Regions from separate parts of the Homo sapiens genome. Here region 2 is linked to region 1. A link is a loop called in an ENCODE intact Hi-C map of the cell type or tissue named here. Cell type or tissue: natural killer cell. All regions are shown on one strand.

Region 1 (2,500 bases):
AAAATATAAAAAAAATAAATAACGAAAAAGAAAAAGAGACAGAGTCTCGCTCTGTCGCCCAGTCTGGAATGCAGTGGCGCCATCTCAGCTCACTGCAAGCTCCGCCTCCCGGGTTCACGCCATTCTCCTGCCTCAGCCTCCCCAGTAGCTGGGACCACAGGCGCCCGCCACTACGCCTGGCTAATTTTTTGTATTTTTAGTAGAGACGGGGTTTCAGTGTGTTAGCCAGGATGGTCTCGATCTCCAGACCTCCTGATCCGCCCGCCTTGGCCTCCCAAAGTGCTGGGATTACAGGCGTAAGCCATCGCGCCCGGCCGTCCACTTGACGTTTTGAGTGTCCCTGTACGTGGTCTTGTCTCTGTGACTGTATCCCATTTCGTGCCCCCTATTTGTGGTAACAGGGGTCATGCGATGGCATGACTATCTTATGTGTCTGTATGTATCTCTGTGCCACCACAATCACCATGGAAGAAGTGTGGCTGTGTGACAAAACAAGCCCTGGTGTGCAAAACTGTGTCCCTCCCTGTTCCTGTTTTTTTTTTTTCTTTTGAGACGGGGTCTCCTGTGTCGCCCAGGCTGGAGTGCAGTGGCACAATCGCTGCTCAGTGCAGCCTTGAATTCCTGGCCTCAAGTGATCCTCTCGCCTCAACCCCCACATACCTGGGACTATAGACACGACTATAGGCATGCACCACCATGCCCAGCTCATTAAGAAAAAATATTTTTGTAGAGACAGGGGTCTTGCTATGTTGCCCAGGCTGGTCTTGAACTACTGGCCTCAAGCGATCCTCTGGCCTTGGCCTCTCAAAATTCTGAGATTACAGGCCTGAGCCACTGCGCCCGTCCTATTTTGCTGGATGGGGTTGCTTTATCAGGATGTATCTGCCACCTACCTATGTATGAATATGGCTCTGTTTGCGTCCCTATCACAAACGCTATGTGACTGACGTGCCTGTGTGATTGTCTGCGTCTCCATCCACGTGTGTCCGTGTTCGCTGCGAGGCTGGCTGGACTAGAATGGGTTGGTGCCAAGATGTGGCAGGTGTATCCTGCGTCCGTGTGACACTGTGGGTCGGGGAGTTTGTTTGTGACTTTGTGTGTAGGGGGCGGGAAGTGGGAGTCAAAGTCACAGAGGACAGCAGGCTGCGCGGACGCAGTGATGTGCGCAGAGGGCCTCCCGCCCCGCCGTTCCCCTCCGGGAGGCGCCCTCCCCGCGTTGCGGGGGCGCGTGCGTCGTGCGTGACGTGAGACACGACGGGGGTCGCTGCGTGCGTGGAACCCGACGCGGTCGTGCGTGCAAGCGCGGGGGGTGGAAGGGCGGGAGCTCTGCACTGGCTGCGTGCGCGCGTGCGTGGGCGGTGGCGGGGGCTGGGCGAGCGGAGGCGCGCAGGGCAGGACCAGCCCCGCCCCGGCCGGGACCTTGGGGCGCCGGTGAAACCCGGGAGGGGGCCTCCGTTAACCCCTTCCTGCCCGATCCGAAACTTGTGGCCCCTCGACCGAGCGCCCGGGGGCTTCCCCAGCGCCTGACGGGAGGGCAGTCCCTGTTGGGGGAGGGACCTTTCCCATGGAGCTGAGACCCCCCCCCCAGTTGCCATGGGAACCAGAGCTTCCCGCGTAGCCAGGCGCGTGTTTCCTTTCCCCGCCCAGCCATCCTGCTTTTCCTCCAGCTGCCTAGTCTACTGACAATGCGCTTCCCGCTCGTGATCCCGGGAGAAGGGGGCTGGGGTCAGCGTCGCCCGGGCGTGCGTGACTCAGGCCAGCCCGGGGGTCCCCTGGCCGCAGCTGGCCTCGCTCCCGCTTCTCCGCCCCCGTGACTCACCCCTCCCGGCTTTCCCCGCGTGTGACTCAGGCCCCTGGGGAGGGGGCTGCGGAGTCTGGGACCCCTACAGACAGTGGGGCCGAGAACCAAGTTCTGGGGACTTCGCTCTCCGCGGGGAAGGCCTCCCCCACCAGCGAGCATCCGAGGGCCAGCGACTCCCCTTAGCAAGCCAGAGGCGCCCCCCCCAACTCCGCCTCTGAATTGGTAGACCCCCCACCCCCACCCCTGCAAACCTCCGGGAACCCAGCCCCCAACCCCTCCTCCCAGCCCACAGGAAGTTTTGGCAGAGCCCGTCGCGGCGATGAAACGGTTAAAGCCGTTTTCTTATTCATTTCATCCAGGGGCCCATTTTGACTCAGAGCAAGCCGGCGCCCCCCTCGAGCCTGGCCTCCTGGGGGCCTGGGTGCATACTCCACCCCACATGTACCATTTTTAGAGAGGGGAGGATGGCGCTTGGTGAGCTGGCTGGGGGTCTTGGGTAGCATATAGAGCTGGGTTCAAATCCTGTCTCTGCCCTCATTGCTGCCTGGACCTCAGTTTCCCCATCTGAAAATGAGGGATCATTATGTCCAGCTTGTTGGGTTGTTGTGGGGATTAGGTGAATAATAGATGGGAAACTCTGCATCCAGGGTTGAGCACGGGAGCCAGAAGAGGGCTCCTCCTGTTTCTCAGGCCTGGGTG
Region 2 (2,500 bases), 260 kb after region 1:
CTGTTAGCACTGCTAGAAGGGGAGGGACCCTTGGGGGTCACCGTGGCATGGCAGTTTCCTCTCAGCTTCTGGCCTTGGGACTGCAGAAGTGGCTCTTGAGACTGTCTGGTGGTGAGCAGGTGCTGGCCATGGTATCTTAATGGCAGCAGCCCCCAGGTCCACTTCTGAGGTGCAAGCCCATGCTGGCCGCCAGCACGTGCCAGAGAGCTCCTGAGGAAGCAGCTGCTGCTGACACCTGAGGCCAGCTGCGCAGTCTGCCACAAGGCCCCTGGGGCTGCCAAGGTCGCACATGTCCTCCCAGGACTTGAAGGGGGACCAGGGGAGGGTGAGCTGTTGCTGTGGACTGTGGACTTTGACATCACTCATAGACACCCCCTCTCTCACCCTTGCATCCCAGACAGTGTCCCCCAGGGCCATGCAGGCAGGGACACACAGCCCCCTTGTGCCCTGCCCCAAGTCCCTGTGTGTAAGTGAGCATGCTCTCATCAGACTTGGTCCCCACTGCCATGGCACTCTTATCTGTGTGCCTGAATATGCATGCTTATTCATCTCGAAAACTGGGCCGTAGGGCCAGGTGTGGTGGCTCATACCTGTAATTCTAGCACTTTGGGAGGCCGATGTGGGAGGATCATTTGAGCCCAGGAGTTCGAGCCTGGGCCACGTAGCAAGACCCCCATCTCTATAAAATAAAATTTAAAAAAAAAGAAAAAAGAGAAAATCGGGCCTTATATCATTTTCTACATCCTATTCGGCCCATGGAAGCGTAAGTGTCTTCAGCCTCTGTTGACCCTTGTCCCCCACCCTTTCTCTGTGATACTCCACCTTACCCAGAACCTGACTGTCCTCAGGCCCTGGGTAGTGGGAGCTGCCTCAAGACTCCTGAGGCCCCACAAGAGGCTTTTGAATTGCAGCAGTGGATGTGGGTAGTTGTGTAGGACAGAGGGAGGCGACAGCATCGTTTCTCCCCTTTCTTCCTTCAGCTGGGGCTGTGGCATGGCAGTGTGGGCCATCCAGTGTCTAGAGGGCTTGTGGCCACGCAGTCGTGGGTGGGATGCATATGTTCATGAGGTTTGCTCTGTTCTTTCCTCTGCAGGGTGTTCAGGATGTGCTAACCTGCGGGTGTCTGTGTGGGTGTCTGAGTGTCAGGAGGTGGGTGTCTGTGTACAAGTATGGGTTGGGGTGTGTGTGTATAAATGTCAGCTTAATTCACACCCCAACAACGTAAGAGGAAACTTCTCAGTCATGAGGTTCAAGTTCTTGTTACTCCTATGAGCTGTAGTAGGAGTGCAGTGAGTAGGGGGCACAGCAGGTATGTAACCCCTGGGCCCAACTCCAACCTGGCCCCTGTGGCTTGTAGCTTCTGAGTCAGAGGGCGTGCATGCTTGTGAGAAGTGTCAGGCCTTTCCCGTTCGCTCAGCAGCTGAGCAGTTCCTTTCTGGGGTTCTTTGTGAACCTGCCTCGCTATTAATCTACCTGTTAGTAAAAGAGATTACAATTGTCGTAATTACAGGGCGCTGCGTCTCCACCGTCAGGACTGAGCTGAGTGAGAGGCAAGGGATGGGAGGAACCCAGCCCCACAGGAAGCTGCTATTAAAAGCCCTCTGTTTGGATATGGCACAAAGACAACAACCCTTCCCGGGGGCTAAGGAGATCTGGGACAAGAGGCAGGTCAGGTTCCGGGGGTGAGGAGTGGGCTAAGGTCCCACTGCAGGCTGTGGGATGACACGGGATGACTGCAGTACTGAGGATGGTGAGAACAGCGGTGGCCCGCCGGCAGCTCAGATACCTGGGAGCAGCACAGGGCTCAGCACCCTGACCACATGGGCTCCATGCTGAAGGCTGCTTTACTTCTGGACAGGCCTTCACCTGCATAGAATGGAAGAGACCTGGTGGCACTTGTCATGGTGAGACAGTGGCTCTCTTCTGAGGGAGCTCCACAGCCACCATGGATTTAGGTGGACAAACAGTGGTATCCTGGTCTGTGGCTAGCATGGGCCCCAGAGCTGTGTGTGATGCATGTGTTCCTGATAGCACAGGGGTTCTCAGTGAGGGTGGTTCTGCCCCTAGGGTATATTTGGTAGTGGCTGAAAACAGTTTTGGTTGTCACTACTTGGGATGGGGTTGCTACTGGCATCTCGTGGGTGGAGGCTGGGATGCTGCTAGCTGTCCTACACTGCACAAGACGACCCCCCATAGAAGACAGTATCTAGCCCCAGCATGAGGGGTAATGAGGTTGAGAAACCCTGACTGAGGCCAAGGAAAGGAACGGCAGCAGGGCAAGCCAGGCCCAAGGAGGGCTCTAAGAACTCCCTGATGCTGAGTCTGGAGACCTTGGCCCACGGTGCTCAGCAGTCTGTTGCCAGGGAGGTAGGAGAGAGGGGCAGCAGGCACACTGGGTTGACAACTGCACTGTGTTGACCCCATGGCGGGCATCAGGGGACCACAGGCTGTGGTTGCGCCTGTCCGTTCTCCCTCCCTTTTCTCGTAGGCTTCTTCCTCC

Evidence for each region. A loop is a pair of places that touch in the nucleus more often than their neighbours do. Peaks named below come from ENCODE experiments on the same cell type or tissue, not always from the same donor. Only the 100,000 strongest peaks of a DNase experiment are listed, where the experiment ranks them.
Region 2: a loop joins it to region 1, with 3 times the contacts of the local background. A loop is called at or near these places in 1 of 110 quality-filtered maps.

Annotation. Positions count from the first base shown.
Region 1 is chr19:12,781,310-12,783,809 of GRCh38, forward strand. It overlaps a transcript of HOOK2 not described here. Among named protein-coding and RNA genes, the nearest start is that of MIR5684, 4.6 kb to the right of the region's middle. RefSeq lists a cis regulatory region at 982-1,862 and silencers at 1,002-1,051, 1,082-1,591. In natural killer cell, no CTCF peak of the experiment used is centred here; DNase peaks (open chromatin) are centred at 452, 1,172, 2,152 and 2,472; H3K4me3 peaks cover 1,171 bases; H3K27ac peaks cover 2,425 bases.
Region 2 is chr19:13,043,275-13,045,774 of GRCh38, forward strand. The region is part of intron 2 of NFIX (nuclear factor I X); the gene reads left to right. Among named protein-coding and RNA genes, the nearest start is that of NFIX-AS1, 29 kb to the left of the region's middle. In natural killer cell, no CTCF peak of the experiment used is centred here; a DNase peak (open chromatin) is centred at 1,087; H3K27ac peaks cover 1,602 bases.